3 separate regions of the Homo sapiens genome follow, and all the other regions are linked to region 1. A link is a loop called in an ENCODE intact Hi-C map of the cell type or tissue named here. Cell type or tissue: endothelial cell of umbilical vein. All regions are shown on one strand.

Region 1 (5,000 bases):
CTACCATAATAGACACATAGAAGCAGCCTAGTTCAAATATCAATTTCATTAGATTCTGTACTTCTGGGCATTATGAAGGAAGGATTAGTAGAGTGGTTGAGAGCCTGGAATTCATTAACTTCAGCATAAGTACATACTGCAATCTCCAAGGGAGTTCTAACACATTTTCCAGTCATCCTCATATAAGGGACCAGTAGAAGTCTTTAGCGAGAATAATTAAGGGAATATTTCAGAAGCATTTCTGTTGTATACAAGGCTGGTGATCCTCTTCCGTGTGTCTGTGCAATTCTTGTCCTCTGTTGGTCTCTATTGCGGTAATATTTCCTTCTTTCAAGAGCCTTATTATTATAAGAGGAACTTTTACCCTGTTACATGCATAAAGTTAAATTTACATACAAATTACTACATATCAACTAGTCACAAAGCACAAAGTGTTGAAAAAAACTTTTGTAAGCAGTCTTTGCTTACCTCTCAAATGCTTTGCAAAATGTCTATGCCTTTTTTTTTTTTTTTTTTTTTTTTTGAGATGGAGTCTCGCTCTGTCGCCCAGGCTGGAGTGCAGTGGAGCTATCTTGGCTCACTGCAAGCTCCGCCTCCCGGGTTCACGCCATTCTCCTGCCTCAGCCTCCCGAGTAGCTGGGACCACGGGCACCTGCCACCACACCCAGCTAATCTTTGTATTTTTAGTGGAGACAGGGTTTCACCATGTTAGCCAGGATGGTCTCGATCTCCTGACCTCGTCGTGATCCACCCACCTTGGCCTCCCAAAGTGCTGGGGTTACAGGTGTGAGCCACCACACCCGGCCGTCTATGCTTTCTTATATTATTAATTTTTACCTTGAAGTTGCTTTTCTATAGTTTGTTCACTGATACAGCCCTGCTGCCTAACATAGGGGCCCTTTGTTCCCCTTGATCAATATTCTGTTCTCCTTGGATTTTGCATGAATTCATCCTGCTGTTCATCCCTGTTCTAAGCATGGATATATTCTATTCCCTTCAATGTGAAGAGAAATCTCCTGATTGGGGGCTGCATTAGAGAGGAAAGGAGACCTCCAATAGACCAACTCGGAGACTACATGATACCCTATATTACCCATTACCCATCAATTGCCCTCCTGGATGGTGGTGGCTCAATGTATTGCTTGGTTTGGTTTTCCTTTATTTCATGCCCCCTGTTCTATGTACTAAGCAAGCATGAAAATAAAAGGTATAAACAGAAAAATACTTAGAGAAAAAATTTAAATTTTTTCCATACTATATCATAGGTAATATGGTCCTACACATCTAAGATATTATATCAAGTGGCTAGTTAGCATTTTCACAGGGAAACTCCATTTCACTAAGTTTGACAGTTGCTTTGACCTGAAAATCACTTCCCCTTGAAAACTACTGAACTTTTCTCCTGGCCATGATCAGAGACCTCTAGTCATGCATCTTCTGTACTTTCCCTATTATCACTGTAGCCCCAACAGGCTCAGTGTCCTTGATGAGTTGGTGAAAGGGGTACAGAAATAAGAGGTCCCATTTCTCCTGCCAGGCTACTTTATGAGCAGACATTATGCCTCAATCTTTTGTGCCTTAGGATCTGTTTTCTCATAAAGTAAGTGTAGTTTATTTACCATACTCAAGCTCTATGCAGCTACAGTTTGAGTTAAATAGGGTTTAGAAGACTGTCATGACAACGTACATAGCATTTATAATGTTATTTCTACAGGGGAATGTACCCTTCACTTCAAAGAATTGATTTACAAATAATTTTTTAATACATAATTATTTGCAAATTGATGAGTTGTACTTACAGTCTTCAAAATTATACGTACACCACAGACATGCTATGGTATGTATTTTTCCTATCAGAGAGAACTAGAAAGTATCTTTCCCATTTGAGTGTAACTAATATCTAATTTTTTTTTTTTTGACAGAGTTTCATTCTTGTTTCCCTGGCTGGAGTGCAATGGCACAATCTTGGCTCACTGCAACCTCTGCCTCCCAGGTTCAAGTGATTCTCCTGCCTCAGCCTCCCGAGTAGCTGGGATTACAGCCATGGGCCACCACGCCTGGCTAATTTTTGTATTTTTAGTAGAGACGGGGTTTCACCATGTATGTCAGGTTGGTCTCAAACTCCTATACCTCAGGTGATCTGCCCGCCTCAGCCTCTCAAAGTGCTGGGATTACAGGAGCGAGCCATCGCACCCAGCCCTAAATATTTTTAATAACACTAACTTAAGTCCACATGATCTGTAACAGTAAAGTATCAGGTATTGTATACATGTTGGTTTATTTTCTTCAACTTGTCTTGACTCACACACCATTTTCACACCTTGCTGAAAGTGTTGGGTGTCAATAAAGCAAGATACAAATAGATTTGATTCATGAATGTTTGAGCTCAAGGAACAGACACCTCCTGGCACCTGTCCATAGGTGGGACAGGTGATCTATTGCTTCTCTGCAATAGTCTGTCTGACTGCAAAAAATATATGATTGTTGAAAAGGTAGCTACTTGTCCACCTTGAATGGGAAACCTTGCTGACTTCGATTTCAGGTCACAAAAATTGTTCGGGGTTCTACTTTTTCTGAGATTTGCAGAGCGCTGCCTAAAGAGCATGACTTGGCACAAAGCTCCTTTATTTCAGATTTCATAGATTTGCTGTATTCAGTATCAAAATATGCTGTGTAGGTAGCCAGGAATATTGCACGTTATGTTTATATTCTAGTTTTGACCAATTTTTCTAAACGACATCATCTAAACTTGCCAGTTGGCCTAATGAGAGTTAAGAGAGGAGAATCTAAGGAATGTGGCTTTCCTCAAAACAAACTGAAAGGTGAAGTCACAAAGCACACAGTGTTGAAAAACCTTTTGTAAACTAATAACAACAGCTGCTTAATAAATGGCTTTTGCTGGGATGGAGGAGGGAGTGCCTGCCTGCATAGCTCTGCACACAGGCAAGTCCATCTCATGTTAAGTCAGAGGAAATTCAACAATGTTATCTAAAACATACAAAGGGCATAAACTGATATAACTTTAAATCAACTGTGTAAATATTCTTAAGTAGATATTAAAAAAATGTTTTCTTTTGTCTAAACTATGAAATATGGAATTGGGTAGCTTTCCCATTTCCTTTTAGATTGTTTAGGACTCACACTACTTCTATTTCCTGTTTTTTTTCCTTCTAATATGAACTGTAGAAATACAAGCATAAATTTAAAAAAAGAAGAAAAATAGGCTCTGGTCTAACTCAACGTGTATTATGACTTAGCCAAAATCACGTATACGTGATGAAAATTAACAAGAGGTTTCCATCTCAGGAGGAACATGGTGTTTCTTTTGACTTTGCATTATGTAACATGATAAAAGGACTCCATTTTCCTAACCTTTTCTGGCCATTTCAAACCACATTTACTAGCTAATATTAGTTACTGCTTGTTTCAGTTTTTTCTTACATGTGAAAGTATAAAAGCCTCCAGGAAGTTAATATTAAAGTTAGATGCTCAAATATACATTGATAGAACAGAATTTTGGAAACAACTTGATTAAAGTACAATCATATACATTAAAATTTAATGAGAATTCAAACAGAAAAAAATGTAAGTTGTACTGATGAAAATTATAATTGTAGTGTTAGGTAGAAATTCATTAGGGGATAAAAGGGATATATATTGCCCAGCTTGAGACCAGCCTGGGCAATATATGCGATACCCATCTTTTCCAAAAATTGAAAAAAAATAAAATAACTAAGCAAATACCTAGAGCAAAATAGCATTGTACCTGAAAAGGTGGATTGAAGCAATACTATTAGAGGTATTTAAAAGGCAATCTCAGGATGCCATGGAAGTTCTCTGAGCAGGGAAACTGCATTCATTTATTAATCCATTTAGCATATAATTTGGGAACACACACTATCTATAAGGCATTGTCTTAGGGGGTATGGGATGAAATAAAGGTGGGCAGTCTCTCTTATCTTTAGGGAGATTCACAGTAGAGAAAGCAAGATATGTATACAAATAAGCAAATAACCCATATTATAGTTGATTCACTCTACCTTTTGAGATTCCAATAACATTGAATCAAATCCCCACTCAAATTGAAGAGGAAAATTAGTGAGCCTCCTCTGATGGGGTTTTTACATTGTGCCTATTTATTTCTAATACCAGTTTTGGCCAAGTTCTCAATGTCTTGCTTCTTAATTCTTGACGCTGCTTCCTTCTGTCTACCATGTATTGACCCAAACATGGAACATGCTTTCTTTTCTCTGATCTCCCCAAATATAACTCACACAATTTGTACGTGTTGGATGTTTTCTGTGTGCATCTCCAAATCACTCTCCACTTTATCCACTTTGTCTTGTAACCTGGGAGTCTGAAAGTTATGTTCTGCTCAATGGTCTCCCGTGCCCACTGATTTCCAGTTGGGTTTGGTGAATGGAAGATGCTGGCAAGATCAGAGTAGGCGGGTAAAGAAACGTAAAGGAATTAATTTTTTCAGCTCCCTTCTTGGTGGATTGCTGCATATTGCCTGCGTTTATCTACCTACAGCTCCTATAATATCAGGTGAATGGCCTTCCCAACTAAGAGAGAGGCTCTCTCTGGGTTCCTTCTAGTTAGTGCTTCTTTTCTATACCCCTTTAGGTCTAGGCAACTGCACTATCCCTTCTTTGTTTTCCTAAATCCTGATGATATCTCTTATGTAATCACTTTTAAAACTCTCCTTGGTTACCAAATTTGAGTGACTATCCCTTGCCAGGACCTTACTTGTTAAAATGGAGAATAGAGATTTCCTAAATATTTAAGGTATAATAGTGAGGGTTACACTATAGCACACAGTGTAACTTCAATATCAGAGAGCAGTTTTTTTTAAATTTCTTTAAATTTTTAAATCCACACCAACATGGCACACGTATACATACGTAACTAACCTGCACGTTGTGCACATGTACCCTAAAACTTAAAGTATAACAAAAATAAATAAATAAATAAATAAAAGATTCTGAGAAAGCCACCAA
Region 2 (5,000 bases), 72 kb after region 1:
CATAGGTAGTTACCTAATCCACTTTCCAACAAGAATTTAAATAAATGGTTTTAAGTAAAATAAAATAGAATGGCTATATTCTTCTTTTTGTAAAACTGTGAAAGGACGTCCAACTGCAAGCATAAAAGTATTTTTAATTTAAACGGATTTATAGCACATTTGAAGGATAATATATACTAAGCCTCCAATAAAGTGGAAAAATATTTGAAGTAGCTCAAGAATTGCCTTGCTCCAAGATACAGCAAGTAATCCATTGTAGAGGATCCATTTTATAAAAATAAAATTAATCTTGTGAGTCACCAAGTATCGTCTCTAGTGACTGTATCAGTATACACATGAACAATAAATATGGAATTAATCTTTTTTGCCACCTAATATCCTAAGAAGGTAACATTTTTATTTATTTCTATAAAGATTATATGAATACTTACCCATGTGAGATTCAGCATACAAATGCAACAGGGATACAAAATATCTAAGCTAAGAAAGAGGTAGGAGTAAGAGTGTATTCTATTGTGTGTTAGAACCCTTGCATGTCTATACTCAGCATATGTATCACTCATTCAAGCACTTGTCAGAAACAAATAGTCCTATTTATACTCGCCTTCATTTTCAGGTTAGATTTTTTTCTTCAAGTAAGGTTTGATGCAAGTATCGTAGTAGTTTTGCTACTAAGAGAAAGAAATAGACATGTTTTTCTTCTTTTATAGTTATATTAGTCTAAAGGAGTTTCTTTTTTTTAAGTCAATTAGATGAGTGATTTCAAGATAAATAGTTAAAAGATTTTCACTTTTTTCTCCTCTCAAAGAATCACCCCAAAATAATTAGAACAAGAAAGAGAAAACTCAATTTTATCTTTGATGCAAGGAAACATGTATAATGCAAACTATTTCTATAAATATGAAAACAGATGAAAGAATGGTCAGTGGCTTAGCAAAATGGAAAAGAGTCAAACCTAAGCGCCTACAATGGTGTAAACCAATGAAAACCAGTTGATTTTCCCTGTGGAGCCTCAGAATAACAATACAAAGGACAATGCAAAATGACTCAAAAATCAGATACTATAGAAAGCAAGAATAAGCAAATGGTATAAAGTGATTTTTGAAAAATTATTATTAAAAGACGCTGACATGGTTAGACTTTGTGTCCCCACCCAAATCTCATCTTGAATTGTAATCTCTATAATCCCCTGTGTCAAGGGAGAGACCAGGTGGAGGTTATTGAATGATGGGGTTGGTTTCCCCCAGGCTGTTCTCATGAGAGCGAGTGAGTTCTCATGAGATCTGATGATTTTACGAGGCACTCTTCCCACTTTGCTTGGCATTCTCCTTCCTGCGGCCTTGTGAAGAAGGTGCCTTGCTTCCCCTTTGCCTTCCACCATGATTGCAAGTTTTCTGAGGCCTCCCCAGCCATGCTAAACTGTGAGTCATTTAAACCTCTTTCCTTTATAAGTGACCCAGTCTTGGGTATTTCCTTATAGCAATGTGAGAACAGACTCACACAGAAGCAGTTAGATCTGTTCCAAAAATGGAGAATTTCTAGGAGGAAAGCAAGAGACCAAAGATTTATTCTGTGGGCAACCTTCCAAGAGTAAACCCAAGTTCCAGGTACGAAGACGGGCCAGTGTGCAGCCATACCAAAAACAGAGGATTAATATACTGAACCACAGAGCCACTCTCCCAAACCCCTGCCCACCTGGCTCCAGAATGGCAGCAGCTAAGCTGATGTCTCCAGACAGAATATTACAGAACCTTTTATCTAGAGAAAATAGAGAAAGACTCACATCTACTAACATGTAGGTCCCCTAATGACAAAGCTAACTAGCTTGTCATATGACTTTCCTAGAGTAAAGGCTATCAGTGTATAAGCCTACCCCTATCCAATGATCTTCCAACCACGTCTTTATCTCCTCACTCAAATGAATGGGCAGCCAATGATTATTTGGCATTTAAGGAAAGAATCCAGCATAAAATGTAGTTAGGAAAATGAACAAATGGGAAAAAGTAGCTAGGAAGAAACAGAGAATGTGCAGACAACAGACAAGGCAGGTAAGAATAATCATAACATTGTCATAGAATTAAAAGATGTTAACAGATCAATTAAATAAGGAAAAAGTATAATAAAGAAAAAAATCCAAAAAAAAGAGCTCTTGGAATTTTAAAGTATAATTTCTGCAGTACAAAATTCAAAAGAAGTCTTAGAAAACAATATCCTGGAAATAGCCCATATTCCATAATAATAATGTCCCAGAAAGTAAGACAAAAAGCCAATGAGATGGGTAAGAGAAAAAAATATGAATAATGGGGATTCACCTAGGAGATATTTCATGCAACTAATAGGAACTCCAGAAAGAGAACAGATCAGATGCTGGTGGGGAGATAATCATAAAAAAGACTAATACAATAAAATGTTTTATAACTAAAGAACATGAATCTCCAGAATGAAAATGTTTACTGAGTGCTGAGTATAATGAATGAAAAAAGATTCACAACAAGGCAACCCATTTTAACTAACTCAGTTACTAGAAAAATTCCTTAGATTTTGGTATTTTACTTTTGCTTTTTACTTTTGTTGCTATTTTATGATGATTCATGATGTTTCCTGAATATTTTAATGAGAAATAAGGGAAGTATGACAGGATGCTTGTCTTCTGCTATGTTAACAAAAACACTTTCGTTGGTAAGCATATATAGCACATAATTCATCATGCAATTGCACATTCTTCTATTATTTCATGGTTATTAAATTTGTTTCTCAAAATAGAAGGGATGGATCACACATATACTATCAGATGACTTTTAGCCAGAACACCAAAGTACATTCAATGGGAAAAGAAAAGTTGCCATCTGCAAAAATTATTTCGAGATGATTTTCAGACCCAAATATAAAAGTTAAAATTATAAAACTTGTAGAGGAAAACATAGAGGTATATTTTTCAACCATGAGATAGGCAAATATTTCTCAGATAAGACAGAGAAAGCACTATCTATAAGAGAAAAAAAGTGATAAATCTTATTTATCAAAATTAAAAACTTATTTTTACCAAAACTTCTATTAAGAAGATGGACTGGGAAAAAATATTCGCAACACATAAATGACAGAAGATTGGAATTCAAAACAAATAATCCCTGCAACTCAAAAACAAAATGGTAAACAACCCAATTAAAAATAGGTAATAGATATTTCATAAAGGATGATATAAAAAAATATTGAATAAGCATATAAAATGTGTTCAACATAGTCATCAGTGAAATGAAAATTAAAAATGCAATGACAAACAATAAAACACTACACACCATTAGAATGATCAAAATGAAAAAGATGGAATACAAATATTGATTAGGATGTGGAGCAACTAGGACTCTGATACATTGGTTGTGGACATATAAAATGGCAATCACACATCTACCCATGACAACAATTCCACTCCTAGATATTTATTGAAGGGAAAGGAAAACATGTCCCTTGTATAAAATGTTTATAGCAGTTTTAGTCATAATAGCTAAAAACTGGATATAGCTCATTGACCATCAGCAGGAGAATGGATAAACAAACTGTGGCATTTATTCTATGGTGTACTTCTCAGCAATAAGAAAGCACAGGCTACTCAAACAGGCAACACATAAATCTCAAAAGCATTATGCTGAGGAAAAGCAATCAGACACAAGAGTGCGTGCTATATGATTCCATTTAAATAAAATAATGGATTAAGTAAAACTAATCAATTAGCAATGCTTGGTGTGTGTGTGGGAGGGTGTTATTAAATAAGAAGGGGCACAAGTACACTTTCTGGGCTGATGATAATGTTCTGTATCTTGATTAGAGTTACACAGATGTATTCAATTGTTCAATGCCGGCTGATCTGTACATTTAATATCTGTGCATTTCTCTGTATATAAGTGATATCCCAATAAACTTATCATGGGGACAAAATAGAAGGGCAAGGATTCTGTCAGACTCAGAAGATTTTTTTCACAGCCATTATCAGAGTATTGGGTAACATAACTATACAGCCCAAATGACAGATTATAAAAACTCAACCGAAGCAGATTTTAATATTGTTACATGAGCAGTTCCAGTTTCATAGTGTCCCCACCATTGCTTCTGAAGAATTCTATTGTAGTTGGAAGTTCACCTGGAAACCTCTCCCTACAAAAGACTATACATATTGCAAAAGGCCCTAAGGTAGTTATCATTAACTTCCAATGGTTAAAGGTAAGGGAGGGCAGGGGGTGTCGTTCCACTATAATCTCATCTCTGGGAGATATGCCATTATAAAAGGAGGCCTTACACTGAATTTGGTAACACATACCAACATTTATTAGCAAGCAACCATGAAAACAATCGTATGAAATGTTCTGTATATGCGAAGTCCCAGCCTTACAAGTTTAATTAGAAACAGATGCCCTAGTGGAAGGAGTCAGCTAATATTCCATTGGGACATGAGGTGGATGACACTCTTAAATCAGGGCAGAGGTGGCTCAGACCACTCGATTCTTAGGTCCTGTGTGAGCAAGGCTGAGGCAGCTGCATCGTATTTCTAGTGAATCAGTATATCTTAAACACCACACATTTCATCAATAACAAATCCTTTATACCTTCATTCATGATAATGTATAAATGCTCTAGAGCTGACCTCTGGTAAGAACAGTTGTAGCTTAGCAACTTTGTGAGTATGTGTCCGATTAGAGCAGTAGTCTTCAATCCTGGCTGCATGTTAGAATCATTGGGAGAGAGGTTTTAAGTTTCCACACCCAGGACCAATAAAAATCAGAATTTCTGGGGGTGGGGTCAGTCATTATTATGTTTCAAACTTCCTAGGTAATTCCAATTTATAGACAAAGTTGAGAACTACTAGATTAGAACCTTTCAATGTAGCCTAATTGTATGTATATTCCCAAGTGTTTTCAATGATATTTAATCACCTTTAAGAAATAGATAATATACATTCTACATCATACTGCTGGTGTTTAAATGTTTTAAGTAAATAATACAACAGT
Region 3 (5,000 bases), 120 kb before region 1:
CAATAATGCCTTGTAGAATGTATAATGTTTATAGAATTAAATACATAATAATAATGCAAAAATTTGCAAGGAGTAAATGAAATTACAGTACTTAATGTTCTTACATTTTCGGGAAATTGCCTTAAGTACCAATATGAGGACGATTCTAATAAATCAAGGATTTACACTGCAATAGGTTAACTACTAAAAGTGCAGTGAAAATTTAAGAAGCAAAACTAAGAAGTCAGCAGAAAAAAATACGAATAAAATTAGGCAAAACCTAAGTTAAAAAAAATAGCTAAGAAGAGAGAAAGTAGAACAAGATAGATTTATAAACATGAAATTAATAGGGAACAGATATAAAATGGTAGATTTATGAACATGAAATAAGCACTTCAATTAGAAGACAAAATTTTAAACTTGACAAAAATCAAAACCTATTTATACACCGCTTTTGAGGGACACACCTTAATTATGACATGTAAAAATTTTTTTTAACCTCAAAAGGATACACCATGAAACGCTAACTTAAAGAAAATTGTTATAGCTATGTTAATACCAGGTGAAGTAAAGATAAGTCAATGCATTATTAGACATAAAGGGGACCATTTCAGTGATAAAACTGTCAATCAACTAAGGAGATATAACAATTCTACATTTTTATGCAATGAATAATGTAGCCTTCAAATAAATACAATTTAATGAACTAAAACCAGAAAAAGACAAATTCTAATTGTAATGGGAAATTTTAACATAATTATCTCAAAAAGAGATACGCAAATACATATAAGAGGTAAAACAAGTAAGCATGAATAAGATTTGATCATTAACAAACCTGACCTAATTAATATATATCAGCGCTGTACTAAAAACTTCAGTGTGCACATTCTTTTCTGGTTCACATGAAACCAGTATCAAAAATGAATATATACAAATTTCTAAGAACTAACATCATACAAAATTTACTTTCTGACCATCATGAAATTAAGTTTGAAATAAAAAACAAAAAAACCCACAAAGATTTAAGAATTAAGCAAAACCTGTCTAAATAACCCTTCTATCAAAGAAGAAATCACAGTAGAAAATTAAAATAAAATAATAATATTATGATAAAATAATAATGAAAAGACTGCATACCAACATTGCAGGCTACTGCAGAAGCTTAACAGAGCAGCAGTTCTTAAACGTTGGCACCCATTAGGATCACCTGAGGCCTTCTTAAAATACAAGGTGTTGTACCCCATCTTTAGAGCTTCTTATTCAGTAGGTCTGGCACATGGCTTAAGAATTTGCATTTCTAACAATATCCCAGAATATACTGATGTTTTTGGTTAAGGAACCACATCTTATCCTAGGATATATAAACAACTTTATGACAATAAATTTTATTTTAAAAATATTTTTTAGAAAAACAAAATTTACCAAAATTAGCACAAAAACAAATATGAAATCTTCATAGCTTTATCTATAGTTGACCCTTAAGCAACTCGGGTTTGAATTACATGGGTCCACACATACACTGGTTTTATTTCAGTAAATATACTGAAAAAATTTTTGGAGATTTGTGACAATTTATTAAAAGCTCTCAAATATTTAAAAAATATAAGAAAAAGTTGGATATGTCTTGAATGTATGAAATATATGTAGATACTAGTCTACTTATTTACTACCATAAAACATACAGAAAGCTATTATAAGAAGTTTAGGTTTATCAAAGTAAAGCTTTATGTTTAACTAAAGTTACGTACACAAACATACGCCATACATGGTACCATTTGCAGTCAAGAGAAACATAAACAAATGTAAAGATGTGGTTTTAAAATGGCATGAAATTAACTGTAGTTCACACTGTACTACTGTAACAGTTTCATAGCTACCTCCTATGGCTATTGCAGTGAGCTCAAGTGTTGCAAATATCCATTTTAAATGACTTGTGATGCTAATCATCTCTGCATGAGCAGTTTGTCTCAACAGTAAATTGCACATCACAGAAAAAAAATGGCCTCTTGCAGTTCTCTCATATTTTTTATTGTGTTTAGGGCAATACTTTAAACCTTGAATCACACCATGTGATCCATACGAAGTGCCACTAGTGATGCTGGCAATGCTCCCAAGAAGCACACAGCAGTCACGACATTACAAGACAAAGTTGAATTGCCGGATATGCATCAGAGATTGAGATCTGTAACTGCAGTAGCCCTGCCATTTCAAGAGAAATAAATCCAGCAATAACGACCATTGAAAAAATGGAAAGGAAACTTGTGAACCCATAGCTGCAGCTACACCAGCAGGTGCAAAAGCCTTACACTTTTTGTCAGATACCCTTTTATCTTATATTGAAAATGCAGCTGACAGCTTAAAGCAAAAAGAAGGATCTAAAGCTGGAGAATTTAATGCCAGCAAAGGATTGTTGGATAATTTTAGAAGGAAGTTTGGCTTTTAAAATGTCAAAATAATAGGAAAAGCAGCTTCTGCCAGTCAAAAGGCAACAGATAACTTCCCAGATGCCATTAAGAAAATGATTGTAGATAGGCGAAGCACAGTGGCTCACACCTGTAATCACAGCACTTTCGAGGTCAACGTGGGTGGATCACCTGATCCCAGGAGTTTCAGACCAACCTGGGCAACATGGTGAAATCCTGCCTCTACAAAAAAAAAAATGTGTGTGTGTATATATATATATATATATATATATATACACATACATACATACATATATATATACACATACATATATATATATACATACATACATATATATATATATATACATACATATATATATACACACACACACACACACACACACATATGAAGCCAGGCATGGTGGCATGCACTTGTAGTCCCACCTACTCAAGAGGCTGAGCTAGGAGGATCACTTGAGACTGGGAGGCGTAGGTTGCAGTGAGCCCAGATCGCACCACTGCACTCCAGCCTGGGAAAGAGAGAGAACTTGTCTCAAAAAAAAAAAAGAAAAAAAAAAAAAAGAAAGAAAATGGTTGAAGATAAAGAACATTTACCTAAACAGGTTTTTAATGCAGATAAGAGTGCCCTATTATAGAAAAAAAGAAATATCACAATGAACATTAATTAGTAAGGAAGAGAAGTGAATGCCAGGATTTAAGGCAGAAAAGGATAGTCTAACTCTACCGTTTTGTGCAAAAACATTTGGGTTTATGATCAGGACTATCCTTATCTATAGAGCTGCTAACCCCTGAGGTTTTTGTTTTTGTTGTTGTTCGTTTTGCTTTGTTTTGTTTTAGAGACAAGGTCTCACTGTGTTCCCCAGGCTGGAGTGCAGTGGCTCAACCATGACCCACTGCAGCCTTGAACTTCTGGCCTCAAACAATCCTCCCACTTTGGCCTCCTAAAGCAGTGAGATTACACACATGAGCCACCATGCTCAGCCTTCCCCTGAGATTTGAAGGTAGAAAATAAACACCAGTTGCCAGTCTTTTTGTTGTACACAAGAAGGCCTTGATGAGAACCCTTTTTCTGGATTGGTTCTGTCAGTGCTCTGTCTCTGAAGTCAGGATGTACCTTGAGAGTAAGAGACTGCTTTTTAAAGTTCTTTTGACATTAGACAATGCCCCTGGCCACTCAGAACTCCATGAGTTTAACACCAAAGGCACCAAAGTGGTCTATGTACCTCCAAACACAATGTCTCTGATTCAGCCTCTAGACCATGGGGTTACAGGATCTTTAAGGCTCATTGCCCATGGCACTCTATGGAAAAAATTTTAACACCATGGGTGAGAACCTTGATAGAGAAAACATCATGAAAGTCTGGAAGAATTACACAATTGAAGATGCCATCGTTGTTTTAGAAAAGGCCATGAAAGCCATCAAGCCTGAAACAATACATTTCTGTTGGAGAAAACTTTGTTGAGGGGTTGTGCGTGACTTCACAGGATTTATGACAGAACCAATCAAATAAATCATTAAAGAGATTGTGAATATGGAAAGCAGATATGGATGGAAGGATTTCAAGATACGGGTTTTAGAGAAATTCAAGAGCTAATAGACACCACATGCAAGCAGTTAACAGAAGACAACATTATGGAGATGAATGCTTCTCAACCGTACCAGATGGTGGGGAAGAAGTCATAGAAGAAGTGATGCCAGAAAACAAATGGACATCAGACAATTTGGCAGAAGGGTTCCAATTATTCAAGACTGCCGTTGACTTCTTTCACTACATGGACCCTTCCGTGATATAGGCACAGAAACTAAAGCAAATGGTGGATGAAGTATTGGTACCATATAGAAACATTTTAGGAGAAAGAAAGTGCAAAGTCAGACAGAAATTACTGTACTTCTGTAAAGTTACACCTAATGTGCCTGCCTCTCCTACCTCTCTTTCCACCTCTGCCACCTTTGAGACAACAAGGCCAACTCTTCCTCCTCCTCCTCAGCTTACTCAATCTGAAGAGATGAAAATGACCTTTATAATGATCCATTTCCACTCAATAGTAGATACATTTTCTCTTCCTTATGATTTTCTTAATAACATTTTATTTTCTCTAGCTACTTTATTGTAAGAATACAGTATATAATACATATAACATATAAAACATGTGTTAATCAACTATTTATGTTATCAGTAAGGCTTCCAGTTACCAGTAGGTGATTAATAGTTAGGTTTTGGGAGACTCAGAAGTCATACATAGTTATTTGACCACATGGGGGTTGGTGTCCCTAACCCCCACATTGTTCAAGAGTCAAATGCATTGATAAATTTGAATCTTTCAGAAACATTACACCAAGAAAACTCCAGACCCAAATGACTCTACCAGGGGAATTTTCCAGCCACTCAGGGGAAAAAAAAATACATTAATCTTATACAATCCCTTCCAGAGAATAGGGGAAAACAAAAACTAAACGGCACAGCTTCTTTGATGAGGTTAGTATATCACTAATCAAAGCATTAGAAGGATATTACAGGAAAAGAAAAAATATGTAGTTCAATCACTCTTATGAACATAGATCCCAAAGTCCTAAAAATAAATAAAATAAAATAA

Evidence for each region. Hi-C counts contacts between places; a loop is a spot of excess contacts. Peaks named below come from ENCODE experiments on the same cell type or tissue, not always from the same donor. Only the 100,000 strongest peaks of a DNase experiment are listed, where the experiment ranks them.
Region 2: it touches region 1 in a loop (10-fold over the local background); 1 of 110 quality-filtered maps calls a loop at or near these places.
Region 3: a loop joins it to region 1, with 6 times the contacts of the local background. A loop is called at or near these places in 1 of 110 quality-filtered maps.

Annotation. Positions count from the first base shown.
Region 1 is chr12:20,028,947-20,033,946 of GRCh38, reverse strand. The region is part of intron 2 of LINC02398 (long intergenic non-protein coding RNA 2398); the gene reads right to left. LOC124902893 (a long non-coding RNA gene) reads right to left here and starts at 492. Exons shown (of 2, transcript XR_007063238.1): 1 at 1-492. In endothelial cell of umbilical vein, no CTCF peak of the experiment used is centred here; a DNase peak (open chromatin) is centred at 2,896; H3K27ac peaks cover 2,245 bases.
Region 2 is chr12:19,957,194-19,962,193 of GRCh38, reverse strand. No RefSeq gene overlaps it. Among named protein-coding and RNA genes, the nearest start is that of LINC02398, 55 kb to the left of the region's middle. In endothelial cell of umbilical vein, no CTCF peak of the experiment used is centred here; DNase peaks (open chromatin) are centred at 1,503 and 2,683; H3K27ac peaks cover 3,723 bases.
Region 3 is chr12:20,148,111-20,153,110 of GRCh38, reverse strand. No RefSeq gene overlaps it. Among named protein-coding and RNA genes, the nearest start is that of LINC02468, 23 kb to the right of the region's middle. In endothelial cell of umbilical vein, no CTCF peak of the experiment used is centred here; a DNase peak (open chromatin) is centred at 2,090; H3K27ac peaks cover 791 bases.